Linked DNA regions of Mus musculus: region 1 is linked to region 2. The links are chromatin loops, found by intact Hi-C in ENCODE. Cell type or tissue: heart. All regions are shown on one strand. Each heading gives the region's core, and the rest is flanking DNA. Links, peaks and the distances in the headings are about the cores only.

Evidence for each region. A loop is a pair of places that touch in the nucleus more often than their neighbours do. Peaks named below come from ENCODE experiments on the same cell type or tissue, not always from the same donor. Only the 100,000 strongest peaks of a DNase experiment are listed, where the experiment ranks them.
Region 1: a loop joins it to region 2, with 2.5 times the contacts of the local background. A loop is called at or near these places in 3 of 42 quality-filtered maps.

Annotation. Positions count from the first base shown.
Region 1 is chr8:25,144,011-25,156,302 of GRCm38, forward strand. Tacc1 (transforming, acidic coiled-coil containing protein 1) reads right to left here. Exons shown (of 13, transcript NM_177089.5): 13 at 10,542-12,292. Among named protein-coding and RNA genes, the nearest start is that of Mir8108, 9.1 kb to the right of the region's middle. In heart, for the core only: CTCF peaks have their summits at 6,596 (motif pointing left) and 7,230 (motif pointing left); no DNase peak of the experiment used is centred there.
Region 2 is chr8:24,974,620-24,986,911 of GRCm38, forward strand. It overlaps Adam9 (a disintegrin and metallopeptidase domain 9 (meltrin gamma)), which reads right to left. Exons shown (of 22, transcript NM_001270996.1): 12 at 7,332-7,503; 13 at 4,804-4,896; 14 at 3,809-4,004. Among named protein-coding and RNA genes, the nearest start is that of Adam32, 32 kb to the left of the region's middle. In heart, for the core only: a CTCF peak has its summit at 7,375 (motif pointing right); DNase peaks (open chromatin) are centred at 7,352 and 7,942; H3K27ac peaks cover 1,067 bases.

The DNA.
Region 1 (12,292 bases), core at 5,827-8,326, 170 kb after region 2:
CCTTGGGCATGCTTTGTGAGCTCTGTTGGTGACATCTCTCTTGTGGACTCAGTGTCCGGGAAAACAGAATAAACAAGGGCCTAGAGGGAGTCTCTCAAATTCCAAACATTTGACTTCAGGATTTGGCAGAATTTATCACTGACTCTGCTATGAACAGAACCGTTCCGCCTGGCCCCTTGCCCTCAGCACCTGCTACCCCATTGGACACAGCCAACCTCTAGGCTCCTCTATTGCATGCTTGCAAAGATGCTTCCCCTGGGAGAAGGGCCTGGCTTCTTCCTGGAGCCAATTTAAACCCAAAGGGGCCTTTAAAAATACATTTAAGAGTTGGAGCGCATCCTGCCCCTTTAACTTGTGAGCTCAGTCCTGCTGGGAACCCAGTGACATTTCCATTCTGGCATGTCAGTCAGTTTTTTTCCTTTAGATTTGTTTTTATATAAACATCCCCCTGCAAAATTACCCTCACATTCTTAAGGAAACTCAGGGTTCCAGTCCCACCACTTCCTAGCCTGTTCCCTTTGCTAAAATCCCCACTTGACTCCTGCTCACTGCTTCCCCATGTTTCAGCAACTCAGGGCCAACTGAGGCCTCTCTTATTTATTACTTCATACCACGCTGTGGGCTGAACCCCAGGCCTTGTACATGCTAGTCCAGTGCTGTCCCAGTGAGCCTCCCAGGGTGCTATTAGTCATTTAAATATCTCCCCTAATTTCTGAAATCCCCTGTTCCCAAGGTCACCTTCCCTGTGCTAGCTCCAAAACCAGGCCTCCTAAGGTGGAGGGGCTCAGTCAGAAGAGCTACGCTCATTCTTCAAGTGGAAATGTGGAGTGGAACAAGGGCCTGGAACAAGGCTAATCACAGAGGTCAGAGGAGTTCTTGCATATGCTTGAAAGGAGCTTAGTGGTCGCCAAAGAGAAGGGAGGAAAAATGAATACAACCAGACCTCCAAGAGCGATTTCAAACCTCTCCATCCCCATGATGTTTCTATTGAACATGATCTTCCCACGTCACCCTCCAAATTGCTGTTACTAGAGTCACGCATCCGTGCGCCTGGGAGACGTTGCTACGGAGACTTGGCGTGATTTCCTTCATGAAGGCTGCTATTGAGTTAGTCACATCTGTGCACCCAGGCTACCACAAACAGTCACCTCGGTGGGCGCAGCACAACTCCAAGGGAACCCTGCAGGAACTCAGTGTATCTGTCAAAATAATGATATGTTTTTCATTCTATTTTTTTCCCCTTTGTGCTGGGAGTTGGGTCCCAGGCAAATGATCTATGTCTCAGCTATAGCTACATCTTGCTTAAGTTTAAAGTTCATAGAGACACCCTTAGGTTCCTTCGGCGCACTCAGACAGTGAAAGTAGATCTGTGGAAAGAGGATTGAAGAAATTATCCTTTTTCTGCCACAATTAATATGTGAGCTCAAACAGTGCCTGTATTATTCATGTCAGCTTGGAGATCTCTCAGGGTTGGGTCTCAGAGAGTCTAGTTTCTCAGGGTCTGTCATGCCAGAGCCAGACCTCTAAGACTCTGTCCTCACAGGGTCTGCTCTCCCAAGGTCAGTCCTGCCACGGTTGATCGGCTCAAGGTCTGGTCTCTCTCTCTCTCAGGGTCTCACTCCCCTGAATCTAGCCTACTGGGATCTGGTCACACAATGTGGTCTCTTGTGCTCTGTCCTTGCAGGGTCTATACTCTCCGAGTCAGGTCTCCCAGGGTCTGTTCTCTCACCATCTCATCTGTCAGCTGCTGGCCTCCCATGGTCTCCTCTCAGGATCTGGTCTCCCAGGGTTCCCTGGGGGTCTCTCTCCTCAGAGTCTGCTCTATCAAAGTCTGTCCTCTTGAGGATGGTCTCTTATACTTTGTCTTCTCATGGTCTAGTCTCTCAGTATTTGGCCTCTCAGATCTGTTCCCTCAGACTCAGACTCTGGTCTCTTCAGATCTGTCTTCTCATGGTCTGTTCCCTTGGGGTCTGGTCTCTCATGGTCTCTGTGATCTGGCAGTAATATTTGGTGCTCAGGATAAACATTCACTTCTTTTTCAATAAATTACACAATAGGGGGAGTTGGTCGCTTCTGTTTGGTATTTTAACATGAAGAACAAATATCTGAGGAGCAGCAGATATGTTTAACCCGATTTAAACATTGCACAATGTCTATGTGGCTCAGAACATTAAATTGCTCTGTTAATATGTGCATTTTTCTTGTTATTTATTTATGTGTGTGCAAAAGAGGGGAGGGAGGGAAGGAAGGAAAGGAAAGGAAAGGAAAGGAGAGAGAGAGGAGAGAGAGAGAGGAGAGGGGGAGAGAGAGAGGAGAGAGGAGAGAGAGAGGGAGAGAGGAGAGAGAGAGGAGAGAGAAAGATAAAGGAGAGAGAGGAGAGTGGAGAGAGAGAGGAAAGAGAGATAAAGGAGAGAGAGGAGAGGGAGGAGAGGGAGGAGAGAGAGGAGAGAGAGAGGGGAAAGAGGAGAGAGAGAGAGGAGAGAGAGAGAAGAGAGAGGAGAGAGAGAGGAGAGAGAGAGAGGAGAGAGAGGGGGAGAGAGAAAGGAGAGAGAGAGGAGAGAGAGGGGGAGAGAGAGAGGAGAGAGGGAGAGAGAGAGGAGGGAGAGAGGAGAGGGAGGAGAGGGAGGAGAGAGAGGAGAGAGAGAAGAGAGAGAGGAGAGAGAGGAGAGAGAGAGGAGAGAGAGAGGAGGGAAAGAGAGAGGAGAGAGAGAGAGAGAGGAGAGAGAGGATGATTGTGGGCATCAGGTTTTGCAGCATGAGTCTTACACCATCTCGTTACCTCCCTTTCTCCTCCTCTTTTACTTTTTACTTTTTTTTAAAAATTTGATTTAAAAAAAAAATTTAGAGCGTCTTGCTATATAACCTTGACTGGTCTTGAACTCTTGCTTATGCCTCCCCAAATACTGGGATTCTACGCATATGCTACCATATTGGGGGGGGTTGTTTTTATATTCTCATTTGAAATAATTTTATGGATGTGCAGCACATGCCTAGAATCCCAAAACTCAGTCACTGTTCATCATCACCATCATCACCATCACCACCATCACCACCATCATCACCATCATCACCATCATCACCATCACCATCATCACCATCACCACCACCATCCCCACCATCATCACCATCATCATCATCACCACCATCACCATCACCATCACCATCATCACGTGTGTGTGTGTGTGTGTGTGTGTGTGTGTGTGTGTGTGTGTGTGGACTCGTGTTGTGGCCTAAGAGTGGTGGTCAGAAGGTAACTGTGGAGTTGGTTCTCTCCTTCCACCTTCATGTGGATTCCCAGGATTCCACACGGCTTATGTGGCACACGCTTTCCTCATGGAACCATATCTCTGGCCCTCAGGAATTGCCTTTAGTATTAAAAGATAGGACTGAAAACGGAGGCAGAAGGATCGCAAGTTTGAGGCCAACCAGGGGATTACACAGTAAAACCTTGCCTCAAAATGAACACATAAACACACATGTCTTAATTTGCATTCTGTTGCTGTCATAAAAATACTAACTGAAGCTAACACGACAATTCTGGGTGGGGGGTGGGGTGGAGTTGATTTGGCTTAGACATATGCTGTAGTTCACCAGTGAAGGAAGTCAGGGCAGGAACTGAAGCAGAGACTACAGGGAAGGCAACTTACTGGCTTGCTCTCCAGGCTCTCATTTAGCCAACTTTCTTCCCGGACCACCTCCCTAGGGGGTGGCACCACCCACAGTGGGCTAGGCTCTCTCACCTCACCCATTTACCAAGAAAATGCCTCAGGCTGATCTGGTGGAGGCAGCGGTGTTTTTTTCTCAGATGAAGTTCCTTTTTCCCAGACTACCCTAACTGTTAACAAAAAAAAAAATACAACCAGCACAACATAAATAAATGTACTTAACCCAGTTTTAAAAATAAGAGTTTAAAAGCGTTTCAGAGGAGGTAAATTTTCTTCCCTTCTCCTACAGCGTCCAGCTGGAACTGATGTCTGACAGAGTAACAAAGGAAAAGCACGCAGACTTTATTTACACGTTCTTAAGTAACCTCACAAGAAAAATAAGGACCAAGAAAAGCAGTTCTCAACCTGTGAGTCAAGACCCCTCCGGGTCATGATATTTATATTCATTACATTATCAGATATTTACATCACAGTTCATAACAGTAGCACAACTGCAGCTATGAAGTAGCAACAAAATAATATTACGGATGGGGGATCGCCACAGCATGAGGAACTGTATTAAAGGGCTGCAGCATTAGGAAGGTTGAGAACCAGTGGAGAGGAGACACTTTTAGACATGAAGTCATAAGCCACATGGGATAGAAAAAAAATAGTAAGATGGGGAACAGGAACTTAGCTGATACAGGTCAGTTTAGGGAGGTGAGTGACTTTGCGTAGACATCTTGTCTCTTCCCAGTAGAGAACGAAGTTCTTTTCCATGATCTTCATCTCTTGAGTTTTAAGAAGAAAAGAGGAGGTCGGAATGGACTTTGTGCATTCCATGGTCTTGAAGACCTTAGCCCCAGGTTGTCAACAAGTGCTCACATTCTCTCAGACACTAGGCCAGACTCAACGGCTGAGCCACACCCCACCCCAACCCCACGTGACCGATTTTGAAGTCCAATGAATACAGATATGTCAACTCTCTTTCATTGTCAACCACTGAAACTATTCTAGTGTGACTCTGAAATACAATATACCTTAGCCTGTAAAAGACCCATATTTGACATTTAAAAAAAGATTTATTTATTTTATGCATAGGAGCATACTGTCGCTATCTTCAGACACATCAGAAGAGGGCATTGGATCCCACTACAGATGGCTGTGAGCCACCATGTGGTTGGTGAGAATTGAACTCAGGGCCTTTGGAAGAGCAGTCAGTGCTCTTAACTGCTGAGCCATCTCTCCAGCCCCCATATTTGAAAATTTTTACTTTAACATCTGTTTTACAAACGGAAAGCAAGCTACAATAGAGCTTCCTCAGCCTAGCTGTGTGATACTAGTGACTGAGTTCTGATCACTACAGTGTCCCCCCTCCCCACAGTTCCCATCAGACGCTCTAAAAAATAATAAAATATTAACTTCTGCTTCAGTGCAGTTTTCAGAATCTTCCAGAAGTGAGACCTGGGTAGCAGGCGGTTCACAGAGTTCTGCTTTGTCACAGGTTGATGTTTGCGATAGTGAAACCGCCACTGTCAACTTGTGGAAATTCAGTATCGCCTAGGACACTGGTGAAACACACTTCCCACTCACTGTGAGTATGGGCGGTACAATCTAGTGGTCTGGGAAGGCAGAAAGGAACAAGAGTAAGGAGAGTGGCAGTCTATAGACACACCCCCGACTTCTGGGTGCGCCAAGGTGAGAGCCAAGCGGCTCCACCATGCCCTGCTTCTCTCAGAATGAATCCACTAACACCACATCAAAACAAACCCTTCTATTCCTATTTTAACTGAAGTCAGAAGACAATTGGTGGGAGTTGGTTCTCTCTCCACCCTGTGGACCAAACTCAGGTCCTCGGTCTTGGTGGGCGGTGCCTTCACTCATGGACCCATCTTGCCCATCCTTTTAAAGTTGTTTCTATTGGGGATCTTGTCATGGCATGGGCTAGTCACACTTTTCATATGGAGATTTAAAAAAAATAGTATTTGCAACTTAGGGTTATGAAAACACAGTCTACTATAAACTCTGTAGCATGACCTGGAAAATTGTCTGAGAAAAGGGGCAGGGGTTTAGGAGTGGGAGAGAGAGAGAGAGAGAGAGAGAGAGAGAGAGAGAGAGAGAGAGAGAGGGGCAGAGCTCTATCCCTCCTGTGGCAAAAAGAAAAAAAGAAGGAGAAAAGCAAGAAGCGGGAGAGGATAGAAGGAGGAGAGAGAAAAGAAGGGAGGAGTTGAGGGGCAACTACAGGAAGGGGAAAGATAGAAAAGGAGAGCAAAGAGGGAAAGATGGCACCTCCAGGGCTGCTGGTCCTGGAGGCCAAGCATGGAGACAAGGCTGCTGGACCCCAACCAGCCCGGGGCAGGAAGGGCTGGAAGCCAGGACTGATCAGATGCCTGGAGGACCTCAACAGCTTTTCTCTAAGTATAAAATAGTCCCACGGTTAAGGTGTTCAGAGAAGTTAGTGGCTATTTTAACAAATATTCCAACTGCCTAATTTTCTTACCAATCTCTATTTTTCTACCCACTTATGAGCCTGCTGTCCTGGGCTTGCTTCCCTGCCAGGACTCAACTTTCAATTTTCTCCCATTCTATATTTATCAGGCTAACACATGACTCTGTCATTTAGTCACTTAACTAACATATGCCTGAGGAGAGTGGCATTGATGGGTAGAGAAAATGACTCAGATCAAGTGAAGACTAGATAAAAGATGGCTTACCGCTTATAGAGATACTTAGAATTTGAACTGTGCAGAGAAAGTTGTTTTGAGAACCTGGAATCCAAGCGAATTGTTGGTTCCAAGAAATGTCTCATTTTTAACTTTGCAGCGCTGTGCATGGAACCCAGGCCTTACCCTTGCAAGTCACGCTATTCCCAGCTACACCTCAGCCCAGCATGTGGATTCCTTCAGCCACAAGGCAGGTTCCTTTTAGCTATGGCCCTAACCAGAAACAGGGCTCTGAGCCTAAGCGGGCTGCCCTCTGCTGCCACGGGAGGGGAAGAGCTTGGTTTATGCTGGTGTAAGGGAGGAAAGATTTTTTTGTTTTGTTTTGTTTTGTTTGTTTTGTTTTGTTTTCTCTTTTGTGGGCCTTTAAAGTTCTAAGGATGATTTCAAACTTCCTAGGCCTCCCTTCCTCATGGAATTAAAGACGACAATCTTGAACTTGGAGAGTTGGCAGAGTGGTTAAAAGCACTTGCTGCTCTTGCAAAGGACCTGCTTGGATCCTGGGTTCCACATGGTGACTCACAACCATCAATAACTTCAGTTCCAGAGGATCCAATGTCCGCTTCTGCCCTCCATGGGCACCAGGCATTCATATAATACACACACACACACACACACACACACACAGGCACGAGAGCACACATACACAGAAGCACACAATTAAAAAAAAAACCTCAACTGCAGCAATACACAAATCCACGTGTGACTGATACAAGCTGTGGACAGCACATACCCTCCAGATTTGCTTGCACACCAAATACTCACTGCAGCCCCTGTTAGCTTTTCATTCATAGCCTCCATAAACAGTTTTGAGCTGCAGTTTGAAAAACAGTAGGAAGCCTTTGGGAGTGAAGCCCTCTAGTGGTCATTGTGCATGTCTGCACCGAAACTGATGCCACATGGGAAACAGTTATCTGGTTGAAAATTGGCTGGGCATGGTGGCACACACCTTCAATCCAAGCACTCAGGTGGCAGGGGCTGGTGGGTCTTTTGAATTCAAGGCCAGCCTGGCCTACAGAGCAAGTTGTGGAATAGACAGGACTGTTAACCAGAGAAACCCTGTCTTGAAAAACCAAATAAATTTTTTTTTAAAAAATTAAAATAAAAATTCAGTTTCTGGGGGAATTCAAAATTGGTCATGCAAGACAAATGGAAAGGCCCTTCAACAAAATAGAAGGCGTGCTCTGTATCAGCTATCACAGTGGGGGGGGGGTTGTCTGGATATTAATTCTTTTTTTTTTGGATATTAATTCTTTAGCAAAATATTATTACCTCTGTCTATGCTAATTGTACCTACAAGAACTGACTTCCTGCCATTTCTGACGTGTAGAACAAAAACGCCTAACTCTACACAAAGTCTTTCAGCTGAGGATGTGTGATGTATTGCTGTCTTAAGACCTCTCCGTGCTGCTGAGATGTGGGAAGTGTAACTTGTTATACTCTGTTAGGCGTCTCTCAGGGAGACGGTCAGCATCTGCTGGAGCCATAGGAATGTTGGTAGACTTGGTTGGAATGACACTGGCTTCTGGAGAGAGAACTCAGGAGAATATAACCCTAGTTTCCTCTTCACTCGGGTATGTGTGGAGAGCTTTTGGGGCCGCTGGACAGGAATCTGATATCCGCCAAGGAGAAGGAAATGGGATTCAGGCAGGAATCTGACATTAGGCCATGACAAGGAAGTAAGCTGAGGTGAGAATCTAATTTTAGGCTAGAGCAGGGAAGTAGGCTTCAGGCAAGAGTCTGACTTTGGGCTAGGACAGAGAAGTAGGCTCAGCTCTCTTAGTCATCCTGAGAAGCCCTTAGAAACAGTCATCACGGTAGAGATCAGGGGCCTCTGTTTACTGCCTTGCTTGTTCCTTGACTACTTGTGTTTATCATACTGCTTGTTCCGTAACCTAGAACTGGCCTTATTATCTGCATGGAATTAAAAAGGTATAAAAGCAGTTTGGGGGGAAAATAAACCCGCCTCTGCCTCAGAACTGGTTGGGGTGGTGCTACAATGCTGTCTAATTGTCTTTTTGCTTCTTCAATCCTCACTCCTGCACTGGAGAACCTGTTGACGGACTGAGTCGCCTTGGTCAGGTAGGAAACTAAGGAAGATCTAAAGCACAGCAGGCTGGGGCTGGAGAGGCTCTGTTCTGTGTTTAAGACCACACCGGCTGCTCTTCTCTTCCAGAAGACCTGAGATGGACTCCTAGCACCTACACAGTGGCTCACAAGCACCTGTAACCAACACTCTCTTCTGGCTTCCAGGGGGCACCTGGCACACAGATGACAGACAGACAGACAGACACAGACACAAAACAACCTGGCTGACTCACTGTTCTATTGCTGAGACACCATGACCAAGACAACTCTTATAAGAGAAGCCATTTAGTTGAAGGCTTGTTCAGCATTTCAGAGGTTCAGTCCATTATCATGGAGGGAAGCATGGTGGTGACAGGCAGGCAGGCAGAGGTACTGCAGCACTGACCGAGAGCTTTACGCTCTGATCTCCAGGCACAAAGACCCTAGCTTGGCAGGGCCTTTTGAAACATCAAAGCCCACCTCCAGCGACACATTTCCTCAACAGGGCCACACCCACCTCTTAACCCTTCTAATCCTTTCAAATAGTTCCAGTCCCGGGTGACTTAAGCATTCAAATATTTGAGCCTATGGTGGTCATTCTTCTCACCACCACCACCACCACCTATCCCATGAGACAGGGTTTCTCTGTGTAGTCCTGGCTGTCCTGGAACTCACTCTGTAGACCAGGCTGGCCTTGAACTCAGAAATCCACCTGCCTCTGCCTTCCAAGTGCTGGGACTAAAGGCGTGCGACACTGCTGCCCAGCTATGGTGGTCATTCTTATTGAAACCACCACACACTCATGCACATAAAATAAGCAAAAACTTAAGACAGTACAGAGCATGATATCTAGCCTAGACTTGGAACTGGGTCTGGGATCGAAAGCCAGACTCTTCTGTCACCGTAATATGGGCTAGCAACGTCATGCTTCTGGACCATGTAAGCCAAAGGGAACATGCGCTTCCGGTGTGGCCGCTTTTAGTACACACATCTCAGGTGGGGTTTGTGATTTTAAGAGAAATTAGATAGAGCCTGTAATCCAACATGCAGGAGGCAGGATCACAGCTTCCAGGATGGTCGCAAGGAGTATCTTGCCTCATAGGCAATGCTTCTAAAAGAGAGTCTTGGGAACTCAAGAATCTCAGCTCCCTGCTAGTATTCTCTACCTAAACGAGGGGCCTATGTGCTCTCCCCAACCAAGGCTAAACTGTTGCCTCATCCTTCCATGCCAAAGACTTCTATCAGGCAAAGGGGCCTTCCTTTGAGACAGAGTTTCTCCATGTAGCCCTGAGTGTCCTTGAGCTTTGTATGTAGACCAGGCTGGGCTCAAACTCACGGAGATCCACCCGCTTCTAACTCCCAAGTGCTGGGACTGAAAGAGTGCACCACCACCATGCCTGGCTCCTACTTTTGACTAAAACAAAAAAAACAAGATGGTTTATCTAAGGCGGCAAATTTTCATCTTATCTCCCCAATAATGCTAAGAAAATGAGACCTGTTGTAGCTAGCATTTCCTCTACAGCCAGAACACACTGGTGAGAAGGACAAAGTGCCCTGCACTGCCCCAAAACCAGAACCACCACAGGCTGGCGAGTAGTATGCAGAGCCTCAAAATAAGCAGGGAAGGGAGTTCCTGATTCCTCTGCTATCCGCTCTTCTCTTCCAGTTTTACCCTGGCCCACCCCTAGATGGAGAGCCCGCCCAACTAGTGTGTGTAAAGTCCTTACTCAGACCTAGGAAACGCATGAAGCACCAGCTACTTTCTACCCAGCTCCTGCTCACCTGGGCCCTTCCGAAAGTTGGAGAGCTTGGAGCAGCTTTGCTTCTGCGGGTTTGAACAAAACGCCAGGGTGGACCGACTTCTGGCGAGACCACAGAGCACTCAGCAAAAGTTGTGTTGCACAGATGCCGTCATGGTGGTTTCTACAGCCGAGGTCGGAATTCCAGAGTTTGTTTTATTTTCAATTACATGCCCAATGAAATGCATGAAGCCCCGGAGAACGAGAGCAAGGAAATGCCACGCTTTCTGTATTCAGACAGAAATCCGGAGGCTTCAGTAAACAGTCATGGGTAAGAAAACTGACGGCCAGGGAAGACAACACACCCCGGATGCAACAGTGGTAAACGGTTTTTATTCAGGCAATGAAACATGGAAAAAATATATTAGTAATTATCATAATAATTTCTTTTGTGTGAGTATAACTTTTACAAATATTTACCTGACATATAAAAAGGGAAATTACTATGTGTATAAAATCTATGAGGATGATTGCTCCACACAACACCGTCCTGACAGCAGGAGTCAAGGCAGTGTGTGCCTCCCTCCACCTCCACCCCAGTGAGGGTCTCCTCACGCACTCCAGGGCACGAGGAGGCAGGGGAGGGGCTGGGGTTGTTGGGACACAGTGGGAGCAAATGTGCAATAAACACTTGGCACGTTAGTACAGTGGGTATGTATTGGCAAACACAGACTCGCTAACAGCAGGACTGGAAAGCTGACCGATGCCTTGGAGACTTAACAGGGTGCCTGAATCCTGTCCCAAGGACTGCAAGGGTCAAAGCCAAGGCTGCGGGTGTGACCGTCACACTGCCCTGTATCTGGTCTGGATGTGGTTTCAGAGTTCAGATTTCTATGTGTCCATTTGAAAGATTACAAATAGTAGAATCAGTTACTATTAACTGAGGGTGGGAAGCATTTTTGCTGGGCCTTCTCAGAAACTACGAGAAGGCAGGGGCCTAAGAGAGGCATCCTGACAGTTGGTATTGAAGACACCATACAGGGAAGGTTCAGGCCAGACCTCAGCCCCACACTTGGCGGCCTCTGAGTGGTGAAAACATCACACAGCCTACCTGAGGCCAACATGGCAGCAGCATCTCCAAACTAGAACTATAACTGGGGTGTGTGTGTGTTTACATAAAGCTGGAACCGCGGCGCAATTAAGAGAGTCATTCCTCAGGAATCTTATTTGTCCAAATCTAACTGCATGCGGAGAGGCACGGACAGGGGGGCTGCATTCAGATGGAAACTACGAGAAGTGCAGTCTATGCAGTGCCAAGTGCTTGCCTTACTCTGTTCTAGCAGAAGGCCTATGGAGAGGCACTGGCTCTATATGCAGTTCCCTTTTCTCTCCACACAGGAAGGACTTAGTAGTAAATTTTTCTTTTTTTTTCCCCCAGAACTGGGGGGTGGGGGGGTGGAGGATGACATCCAGGGACGTGTGCATGCTGAGCAAGTGTGTCACCAACTGAGCTACATCCCCAGCCCTGTTAAATTGCTTAAAAAAAAATCGTAACCTGGAGGCCAGTCAAACCTTTCCTGGACATCAGGAAATAAATTCATTATTAAAACTTTTTGAAAGGTGATTTCTTCAACCTTTGGCTTGGTGTTCTGGGACTCCCAGACCCTATCTGTTCATTAGTAAGTAAATAGTAATCTGTTACCTTTAAAATTCTCTATAATAGATACATCTTTAAATTCCTTGCCTAAATCATTTACTCTTTCAACATCTATATTCTCTCTTCCCAAGAAGACTTTAAAAAAAAAACAAACAAACAAAACCTGAGAGGGAGCTTAGAGGGCCACAGTCCTACAGAGACACAGCAGGAACAGCTGAGCAGAGAGATCATCTGAAATGGAGCCCCGGGGAATTGGGAAGGGGGCTTCAGAAGGGCCACGCCACTTTCAATTCAGCATGCCCTGAACTTAGGCCACAGATCCTAAAGAGACTGTGAGCCGCAGAGTGCCCTTTCTAGCCTGCGCCATCTTTGCTGAAAGGGAAGTCTTTGGCCTGCCATGCTCAGCCCAGGGCTGCCCAGTGAGCGAGCGATTGAGCAAGCTTTTGTACACAGGCATGTCTGCAG
Region 2 (12,292 bases), core at 6,371-8,870:
AGATGGCTCTGAGCATGTAGAAGCATCACCCAAAAGTGGACAGTGGCAATGCTCTCTCTGCAACAACCCCATAGAACATTTTGTGGTTCACTTTGCTGGGAAGGAGATGGAGAGTTCATGATTATGACCAATTGAGGTGCTTGGGCCAAAACAATCAACAGAAAGGAAAACCCATTCTGGGAACTGCAGGCAGCCTCTTTTCCCAGCCACCTCTGCCGCCACCCAAATCCACTGAGTCTCTGATATGGCACCCTTTCCTGAGCATCAGCCAGCATCTGGGTACCAGGGCAGCTACATACACTATTCCCTTTCCATCACAGAAAAGACAGCACTTTGTGCCCAGGCTCATATACACCACTTCTTCAAGAACCAGTGACTGAAGCCTTGTACACACTGGGCAAGTGTTCTGCCACTGAGCTATCTCCTAACACTTGTTTACTGTTTGAGACAAGGTTTTACTAAGTTGCACAGGCTGGCTCTCTGTAGCCCAGGCAGGCCTTAAACTTGCAATCCTCCTAGATTTCAGGCCTATCTTTATCACTAAGTACAGTATTTTATTTTTATTAGATGGCTTGTTAGAGTAGTAGAAATGTACTGGATACTCAGTTACAGTGCAAGTCAGATAGTACTAATTTGATGGACAGGAGCATCTTTTCTTCAAAAAGCTACATATGCTCTAAATCAGGTCCAACAGCAACAACCACAATCCCCTGTACAGATCTTAAGGGGTGCAAATGGGAGTGGCAACACTTAGCAATATGACTCACTAACAAAAACATGCTTCCTGGACCCGTGACTTCGTGCTCTAATAGCTTAGAGGTCTGAGTGTCCAAAGAGAAAATTCTTCCACTAGATGCCACAAGAATGACTCCACTGGGCTGGAACATATACTACACACTCAGTTATGCTGGGCTCTTCATGTTTCTGAACGAACAGAGAAAAGCTTTTGCAAGTGGCTAGATGACAGATCCATAACCCTACATGGAAGCAAGAGGAGCAGGCCTGAAATACAGGAGTTATCTAAGTATTTACCTCATCCTGTCTAACAGCCAAATCCAGCAAAGCTACATGTGGCCCAGGCCCTTCAGGAATGAATGTTTGGGTCACTCCACCAGGTTGAGAGCTATAACCATCTAAGGAACTTATTGAAGGCAAAGAGAACACAGAGCAGGCAGTATAACAATAGAATGTGGACTAAAACGCAGCTGACGTGTGAGATATGACCACAGAGCAGTTACAAACCTGAGGCCTACAACTGTCATCCATATCTCATTTCATTATGACCACACCTGTGAGGAAATGTGTGTGTCTTCTTCCCTCTCTTATCCTAACTTCACCATGTGATGTAAGATATACTTGACTCTGAACTAAGAGCACTTTTACATGAGGCTAACAGTTAACTGAATAGAGAAAATACAGCAGAATGCACTCATGGGTGCTTTAAACAATTGATTACACATTTGAAAAGAACAAACCACGACCAGAAGGAGGGAATTTTTCCCAACAGACACCAGGCTGAGACACCTGTGATGTTCCTACCACTGGAACTGACCCGGGACACCAGATCCTTCTGGGTCCTGACCTGCCATTCCTGAACAGGAGTCCTCCATCAGTTCTACTGATAACAGAGCTACATGAGCCAATCCATTGTGAGTGTGTATGTGTGTGCATGTGTGTGCGTGCACAACAATACAAAGAACAAGTCAAAACTGAAGACAAACAGAGACATCCAGTTTAGATTTCTTTAAACAGGTTGAAATCAGTAGAACAGCTGATGTCTTTAACCACTTCAATATCAGAATAGACCTCAACTATTAGCAGTTTTGCAAACTCATCAAAAGGGGACAAATCTAGAGGCAGGAAGGCAGACAGGGAGGGATAGAGGGGGATGGAAGGAAAGGGGAAGAATGAGAATCATTTATTTGAGAGAAAGAGAATGGCAGAAAATCAATGTTACCGTACTGCACAGTTCAGAGAACAGCATTAACATGGCTACCATGCAATGCACTCAATGCACTGCTGTGAACACTACAATTACTCTACGATGAAGAAAGAAGACTAGAAAATGATCATGTGTATGGACATGAGCTGTCAGGGTTGAATGAAGACAAAGAATGAAAATTAATTATCATCTATAAAAATAAAAACAGTAGGGACTGGAGAGATGGATCAGTGGTTAGGAACACTTGTTGCTCTCGTGGAGGACCTGGGTTTGATTCCCAGCACCCACATGGTGATTCACAACCATCCCTATCTCTAATTCCTAGGACTCCAATGCCTTCTTCTGACTTCCAAAGGCACCAGGCATATATAGGGTACACATACATACTTGCAGGCAAAACTCATACACAGAAGATAAAATAAATCTAAAAACATAAGAATAAAAGAGTAGCATTATAGAGGCCATCTAAAGACCTGGGGGGGGGGAATATACATATAAACACTTAGAACAAGTATCAAAAAATCAGCTGCAAAAGGTAAAAGTTATTATTTCAAAAGATGAAAGTATGGAGCAGTAATAAAGATGAAAAGCTTAAGCAAAACAAAACAAAACCCTGAGGGCTTATACTACATACTCATCAACATAACAACTGAAAACTTATAGCTGGGAAGATGGATTAGTGGGTGAAGTACTTTGTCATGAAAGTGTTAGGACCTGAATTCAAATCACCAGAGCCCACATAAAGCAGTTCATATCTATAAGTCCAGTGCTCCTATGAGGAAAGGGAGGTAAAGACAGAAGAGCCCCAAAAGCTCAAGGGCCAACTAGCCTGCATCCACACTCATATACACTAAGATACATGCACTCCCATACACAAAGACATACTCCATATACACACAAATGAGAAACTAATCAGGGTCCACTTAACTAGTGAATACCCTAATAGACTGTGATAGAAATGTATCAGTATACATGGATCATAAGGACATTTTAAATGATGATTGCAAATGTTAGACCTATGCAGCCTACAATCTCAGAACTAGAAACCTGGAGGGAGAGGACATAGCAATCAATAGTGTGCTTGCTTGGCATAAGTGAGGTTCTAGGTACAGTCCTCAGTTCCCAAACCTCTGCGTGTATGCATATACAGATACACTGTGTGTGATGGTTTGAATATGCTTAGCTTGGGGAGTGGCACTATTAGGAGGTGTGGCCTTGGAGTAGGTGTGACCTTGTTGGAGGAAATGTGTCATTGTGGGCATGGCTTTAAGACCCTTAGCCTAGCTCCCTGGAAGCCAGTCTTCTCCTGTTTGTATCAGAAAAAGATGTAGCACTCCCAGGTCCTTCTCCAGCATCATGTCTGCCTGGATGCGCCATGCTCCTGCCATGGTAATAATGGACTGAACCTTTGAACTGTAAGCCCCAATTAAATGCTATTTCTTATAAGGCTTCTTGGTCACAGTGTGTCTTCACAGCAATGAAAACCCTAAGACACTGTGTGTTATACCAAGTGGAAAGAGGGAGAGAGACACACAAAGCATCAACTGAATCACTCAATCAGACATAGAAATTCCTGACCATGACTACTACAGAAGGAGGAAGAATGGAGATACAAGAACCTCATCAATAATGTCTGATTCCTTCTTTAAAAGCCTAAGGCAAGCCGGGCGTGGTGGCGTATGCCTTTAATCCCAGCACTCAGAAGGCAGGGGCAGGTGGATTTCTGAGTTCGAGGCCAGCCTGGTCTACAAAGTGAGTTCCAGGACAGCCAGGGCTATACAGAGAAACCCTGTCTCGAAACAAACAAACAAAAAGCCTAAGGCAAGCAGATGATAAAATCAAATCAATTGATTATAAATATCTTACTTGAACCAAAGATGACCTGACACTGCGCGTCATAATATTGGCACATGCCATTGTAGCAGTAGGCTTTGCTGTTCTGGCAAGGATATCCATTCTGAATGAAGACATCTGGCGGGCAGAACTGAGAGGAACCGTTGCAGTACTCAGGAACATCACACTCACTGGTCTTCCCTCTGCACATGGAGCCTCCTGGAAGGAACTAAGGTAATGAGGTTCAAATCAGACAGGAATCTCAGGAGAATTTCCACAAAGCCATCAGATTTGGAACCATGGTGTATATATAAAGTTCCCAATGACAAGCATTAAATCATCCAACACAAAAGTGAACAAAGCCCCAAACAGTCAATGCAAACATATTATAAAATGAGGTAACCAAAGGAAACACAGATTAAATACAAACACAAGGAACACTGCAGAAGCAGTCCGATAGGCGGATGACAGCACTCCTGGAATCAGCGTTTGCACGGTGAATGCATTTGGGGGTGGGGGGATGGCCAGCATAGCTGAGCATTAGAGATGAGGCCAGGAAACCAGGCTGAGAGCTCCAGGGTCTGTGCCAGGATCACCAGCACAAGCCACCATGGTTTGGGAGATGGGGGCGGAGGTTGTTTCAGAAGGGTTTTGGGGATCTAGTTCAGATCCTCTTCATCAATTAACCCCTAATTTTCTAGTCTATACTTTGATATTTTTCTAGTTTTCCTTAACAGATATATGTTACTTGAAAAGGGGAATCAAGAAAATAAGAGATGGACACATAACTCACAGCACAGTGTTTACCTGCAAGCAAGAAGCCCTGGAAGCCTGGGGTTTAATCCCCAGCACCCAAAACTAACTCGCTCAATGTGCCCCTCATCATAAAAAGTGCAGTTTAAATGCACAGAAGTGGGTGAAATGTAAAATACATTCTGATAAAAATGGTATGCAGTGCTCTCAGAGGATGCATTTCCAGATATCCATTTTCCTTCTCTGATTTGCCCCTGATAGGTAGAAGTTCTTGCCTGGCAATCTTTACAACAGTCGCCATATGCACACTCAGCAAATGACTTGAGCTTACAAGTGCTTCCTTCACAGCATGGGTCCACCTCACACTCCTGCAAACAGAAAAAGACCACGGATAAATAAACCAGCCCCTGAGAGCAGCAGCATTAGGAAAGCTCTTCTTCTGCCTGTGATTTCAGCTGACCTCGACACAGCCTGCTCGCCTAGCTGTGCTTTAAGACACACCCATCTCCCCACACCCCACTCCCCAGGCATCCTCCTTCCCTGGGGCATAAATAATATAATTTTAAAAATTAATAATAAAAAAGACACATCAGTCTCTAGTGCAAGTATTTAAGTCTCAACATATTTCACAAGACAGTTGATAACTCCATAATAAAATACCAAAGACTGAAGGACTTAAAGAATGGACATATATCTTCTCCCAGTTCTGAAAGCTAGAAATGCAAGATGACAGTTCTCACAGAGAACTCTGGGCGCCCTGCCCTCTCTTAGCTGGAACTGGAGCGAATGTTATTAAAGGCCCTAGTGGATCAGGGTTCCATCCTCCTATTCCTCAGAGACGCCAGTGCCCAGTGCAGCTACACTGCAGGTTGCAGGTTTGACACATGAATTCTGAGGCACCACAGATGCCCATGTAAATACCCATGGATGCCTTTCTCTCCCTGCTCAGGGCCCCACTACCCACGGGATGGCTCTTGTCTCTGGATAGGCAAACTAGTCCTTTTCTTACAGGATGGGAGGTGAGGACTGGCCTCCGTGCCGTGTACACACTAAATACACATGCTAAGCACACACTCTATACTGAGCAGCAGTTTCCTTGGCTTCTGTCACCATGCTTTGTTCCATGACAGTTACATTTCACCTCCAACCTCCCACTCACAGACACCTATACAAAAACAGTAATCTTAACATCCTATAAATGTGTCACAACCTTATAAGTTGTCACCACTGGGGCGACAGGCAGGGGAGTACATGGAGTTCTATGCACTCTTCTACAACCTCTTATCTGCCTACAATTACTTCATAGTAAAGTTCTAAAATTAACTGTTCTTTTTAATTAACATGTAATAAATTTACACATCTATGAGACCTTGTAATATTTTATATAGTCAAGTACATGAATCAAATCAGGGTTGTTAGCATGTCTATCACATAGCAAAAATTATAACAAATGAGCTACAACCTATACTTCCAAACACACATACACACACATACACACACACATCACTAAGTGAAAATGGCTCACGGACCTAAATGTAAAGTCTAAAACTAGAAACCTCCCAGGGGAGAATCTGTACAAAGTGGGAGCAGCCAAAGCATCAGCCATAAAAGGCCAAAGTGACAAATGGCTTTCATCAAAATCAAAGTTCTGTGCTTCTAAGACTCTGTACATTAGTGAAGGAGAACTATTAAGATGACATTTGCAAATCAAGTATCTAACAAATAATATCTATCTAAGATAAAGAAGACAACTCAGTAGCAAATAACGCAATTTTCCAATAAACGCAAAGAGCTGAACATATATCCCAAGACACACACGGCAGGTGCATGCAGGGAAGCCTGCTTTGCAGCCTTAGACACCGGGGACATGCGCAGAGAAAACTTAAGGAAAGGGCAGCATGCAGAGGGCAGAGAGAAGGTGAGGGAGGGAGTGGGAGATACACACTGAGGGTGTTTGGAAAAGACATAGGGGATGTATTGTTGTATGCTTACCTAAAATTACATATAACATTTATGTTATGTGCATGTACAGATACACAGTTTAAATTAAGTGCTAACTCTTGAGGCAATAATGGTCCCTCCAAGAGCCATAAACTACCTAACAACGCCCCAGTTCTAAGCAGGAGAAATTTCCTCTCTAGTTGTCGGCCAGGAGACTCCAGAGGCTTCACAGAAATCATGGAATACATCAATCACATAAGACAAGGAAATGGTTTTCTCTTAGGATACAGGCAGGCTTTCAAGACCTTGAGTTTTCTCTTATGGTCAGGCAAGGAAAAACAGAGACTAACACAGTAGGCCTCACATCTGAACAAATATGTCCCGGATCTAATGGCAGCCCAAGGGGAGAAGGTTCACTGGGTACACTGAGAGGAACATGGCTGGACAACAGTAACAGTGAAGGTGGGCACGGCTGAGGGCCCTGTCAACTGTGGGATCCACGGTTGACCAACACAAGTGCTTACAGGAGGAAGAATGCAGACACTGACAGATGCTGGAGGATTAGTCAGCTGCGATTCACTTAGTAAATGAATCCAGCTCAACAAATACATCTTTAATAGCAGGGCCAGAATGGTAAACACATAAAGGAACCTAACAAAATAACAAACAATCTAATAGCTACAATAAAGATAGAGATGGATAAGTAAAATTTAAAAAGAAGGAACCACAGTGCTTGCATGAAGTCACGGCATCAAGAGTTAAGCTCCCAGGAGCTGACCAGTCCCAGAAACACACGCCCAACACAGGAGCCAGCCTCACTGACCACGAAAGCCCACAGCCTTCCCCGGAAGACTGGACTGACCTTCGCTGTGCCGCAGTCACACTCCTCTCCAGGGTCCACCAGCTTATTACCACAGGAGGGCGCGCTGTAGGCTTCGTCGGGCTTCGGGATGTTAAGCAGGCAGCTTCCTCCCTTATTCAACGTTAACTTCTCAAAGTCCTCCGCACTGCAACTGCTAAAGTTTCTGGACCCGCTACAATAAATAGTAAGAAAGAGATCTCACATCACAGTCAGTCTTTAAAAGCTCTTAGCCATATCTTTAACCAGTAAGAGGTAAATACTGTAAAAAGCAGAAAATAAACTAAAGCAGGCAAAGATGAGAACATCTACCTCTAATAAATACAGGAATCACTTAGTAAATAGAGCTCACCATTAAAGTTACACTGTGCTGTGCCCCATGAGAATATCTTTCAAGCACATCATTTGTTAATACACGGAACCAAAATCAGTCCTTTCAATCTACAGGGACCTTAAAAACTTACCTAGTCTCACTCAGAATTGAGCTTTTATTTCTCAAAAATGCTACATTCCAACTGCCGGAAACTACTGTGTGCTTCCCAGTCCTGTTATCTACAGCATGACTTGTCCTCCCCTCCCCCAGGCATAGACTGGGAGCCATGAGAAAAACACAAGTGGGTGATTCCAGATTGTCCACAGTCACTGTGGTGCTCTGAATGAGAATGGCCTCATGGGCTCATAGATTTGAATAGCTTTTTCTGTCTCTCTTTGTCTCTGTCTCTGTCTGTCTCTCTTGCTCTTTTTCTCTCTGTCTCTGGGGGGTATGCATGTGCATGCACGTGTGCATATGTGTGTGTGTGTCCCTCTGTCTCTGGGTTTCTGTCTCTGTCTCTCTGTCTCTCTCTGCCTCTCTTGGTATGTCTCTCTGTCTCTCTGATTCTCTCTGTCTCTCTTGATATGTCTCTCTGTCTCTCTCTATCCTCTGAATCCTCTAAGTGAATATTCACCATAAACGCTGAATGGAACACACAGATGCTATTAGATAAACAGTGGAATTTGTAATATTGTTTGTTATCTGGGTCAGTTGGGATCAGCGACTTTATCCCTTCTAAAACTCTGTTACATGTTGCTTTCTATGCTGTTCAATAAACACAGAGCAAATCCTTTGTTAAGGACAGACATATGCTCACACACGCACTACACACGTATACATTCAGACAGACACAGGAGGACAGAGACAAGGACATGTTCAAAGACAGCATTCATGCAGACACAGATTTAAATTTGTACAATCTACAGACGGCCAGGGATGTTAGAGGACACCGTGAAATAGAGAATCCAGATCTGGGCTCACTGAGTAGAAAGGCATCCAGGAGAGATGTTTTGGTTTCTTTCCTTACTGTGACACTGTCCCAATGCTGGTGACTCTGGGTTTATTATTAAAGCATTCAAACCAACCCCATTTTGTTCCTGTGTGAGGAACACATGAGGAACAGCCAGGACACGTGAGGAGCAACTGAGCTCACAGAAGGACTCTTCCGTGCACCCAACCCACACACGCAATGACTACATGTTACCAGGGAGTCCTGTTGATTATTTTTACTTTTGAAAATCTGTAGGAAATGTATGTATAAGCCAGGAATTGTTGACAAACCCACATTTTGTTAAAATTTTATCTGGGATAGTCATCTACCTGTCTATCTACCAATCGCTCTATCTGGTAACCTAAACTCTGGATATAACATCATTGCTAAGGCCAATATTAAGAATTTTCCCCATTTTATGTCTTGTGTGCCTAGGTCTTTAATACATTTTGGCATCATGTACACAAAACGTAAAGATCCAATTTTATTCTTTCGTATATGGGAAGAGTTCCTTCTTAGGAAATATTTGCAAACCATATATCTGAGAATGGGTTAGTAACTAAATGTATAAGGAAAAGTCAATATTAGAAAATACCTCAGAAATGAGAAAATGGCCATGAATGCACATTTTCAGATGGAGACAATAAATGCCCAAGAGCTTACATGAAGAGGGTGGCCAGCATCACTAATCACCAAGGAAATGCAATGCAAACCACAGACCATCCATCCCTTAGCCCTGTTCCAGTGGCTGTTACAAAACCCTAAAAGAAAAGTCCAGGTAAGGCTGTGAAAAAAGCAAAGCCAGCAGAAAACAGCAAGGTATCCCTAAGGAAACTAACAGAGATGCCAGAAGTCCATCCTCTGCTGCAAACCCGAGAGGAATGAGCTCGCCATCATAAAGACATCTGGATTCTCTTGTTCAGGGTTAGACACTGAAGCCAAGACCTGGAAAGAGCCTGAGTGCTCGTGAATGGACAAACAGATAAACGTACTACAGTATGCATGCATGCATCCCATTACACATGTGTGTGCTTCTACTGCCATGTGTGCTTGTGCACGCATATACATGTATGTGCACATATATTCTTCTGCCTCAGAAAAGGAGACCCAAACTATCTGCCACAAGATAAATGAGTCTAGAGGGTTTTATGTTAGTAGAATAAACTAGACACAAAAGAGAAAAATATCACACAACCTCAATCATATGTGAAATTGTAAAAGAAAAGAAAAAGATGAACAAAGAGTAGAAACTAAGACAGCGGGAAGGGAGTAAATGGGGATGTAGAGGTGAATGGATAATGCCATCAGACGTGCAGGATTGGCCAGTGCAGGGGACATGCACGACATGAGTACCGACATCACTACCTTGGAAAACATGGCATTTGAGTACTGGAATAGTTTCTAGGTTCTTCTGACACAAAAAGAGCCGGGCCTTTAATCCCAGCACTCGGGAGGCAGAGGCAGGCAGATTTCTGAGTTTGAGGCCAGCCTGGTCTACAAAGTGAGTTCCAGGACAGCCAGGGCTATACAGAGAAACCCTGTCTCAAAGAAAAACAAAAAAAACAAAAAACAAAAAACAAACAAACAAAAACAAAAAAACCAACAAAGAAATCTACGTAAATCTGTGGGACAATGGATATGTTAATCTGCCTGACAACAGTAACATTGCACACCGTATGTACAGTGTGCACCATCCCAGCATTCAGGAAACTGAGCAAGAGAGAGAAACTGAGGCTACCCTAGGCTACAGAGAAAGACTGTCTCAAAAACAGTAAATTTCAATTTTACTTTTTTTTTAATACAAAGTCTTATTGTGTAGCCCTGATTGCCCTCAGACCCAAAGATCTACCTGCCTCTACCTCCTGAGTGCTGAATTAAAGCCATATGCCAACCCCACCCAGACACATTACAGATTTTAAATTACATACACACACACACACACACACACACACACACACATATATATACATATACATATATTCACACACATATATGTATATAAATATAATGTACATAGCATACCTGTGTTATTTATAATATGCATCTATGTATCATATAATATATGCATATATACCATGTATTATTTTCCACTATGTACATATATCTATAACTGATAATATGTATGTATGACAGGCATGTGTATACAAAGACATATAATTAAAAAGTAACGCCAAGGTGAAACTGACTTGTGGGAAGAACAATTCCCCCACAGGTTCTGGGCAATAGAGCCCATTCTGCAGCTTCCTCGCTGCTCTTGGAGCTCTGTGGGAGCCGCTGAGCCTACTAAGCATGCGCTCAGACGCCAGGACATGCTGGAGATCTGAGTGCATCAGGACTCTCCTCAGCTCAAGGGACAGAACCATGAACACGGCAGAAACCATTCCCGTGAAAGTCACACGAGTGAATGTAGCAGGCTGCAAACTTTGGTGGATAATTTAGTTGGAATGAGAGAAGGTGGTGATAGTCTGGAGAAAATGGAAGCAAAGAATTATGGGAGGCTGGCCAATCCAAAGACTTCACACATCATGACACTTCAGTCAAAACTGGAAATCTGGAGATAGAACATCACAGACAGAAAGAAAACCATGAACAAAACTGTGAGGCACAGGAGGCATGCCCTCGGATTGATAAGGAAGCCAGTGGCCCTTCAGGGAAGTAGTAAGAAAATGAATGAGAGACTGAGCAAAGATGGAAGAGACCACGACGAACTATGGCTCTTGAATGAAACACAGTTACTGTGACTAAGCTTGAGAGCAAACAACACACACACATCCTTTGACTCACATCAGCAGGCTCAGCACTGCTGCTAGCTAAACAGGAAGACTGAAACAGAGCTCTCCCAGAATCCAGTCCACAGACGCTAGGTCAGAATGGCATCCTTGGGATCAGGAAGAGGGGTCGATGATTTCAAGGAAGCACGTGAGAATGAAAGAGAAGTCAAAGCTGGCTAAGTTAACAGGAAAGTTAGCAGCAGCGAACATGGAGACGTCCGTGGGGATAACCAGGTATGAAACGGGTAGCCATCAAGTAAGACAGGCTTGTAACTGCTGCCTTGTTCTCACTGACTGTGGCTTCCACCCAGATCATGGGATAACGCTGTCAGGAGAATGTATTCACCAGACAACCATAGTAGCTATGCCAGCGTATGTTTACCCTACACACAAGTCCCCAATTACAACCTGCAGTGCCCACTCCGTAGCAAAGGCTATTTAAAGAGGCTTCCTATTCAACAGTTGAACCCCATTTTTCTCATAAACAATGTTTGAAAATGTGACCCTAGAGCAAGGCACCAAAAAAAAAAAAAAAAAAAAGATTCAGTGACAGGATACAAAATAAGTATACAAAAATTAGCAGCATTCCTACACACCAGTAACAACCATACTGAGAAAAAATTAGGGAAAAAAATGATGTCATTAACAATAGCCTCAAAAAATAAAATAAATTAAATTACATTACAATAACCCTAACCAATGACATGATAGCTGTGTATAGTGAAAACTTTAAAATACTGAAGAAAGGAATTGAAGCCACTGTAAGATGGAAAGCCCTCCCATGCACGGGTCCTAAGAACCATGCTGGGAAACAGCCTTCCAAAGTCAAGCTGGAGAGTCAATGCAATCCCAATCAAAGTTCCAGTGACAGAAACAGAAAACTCAATCC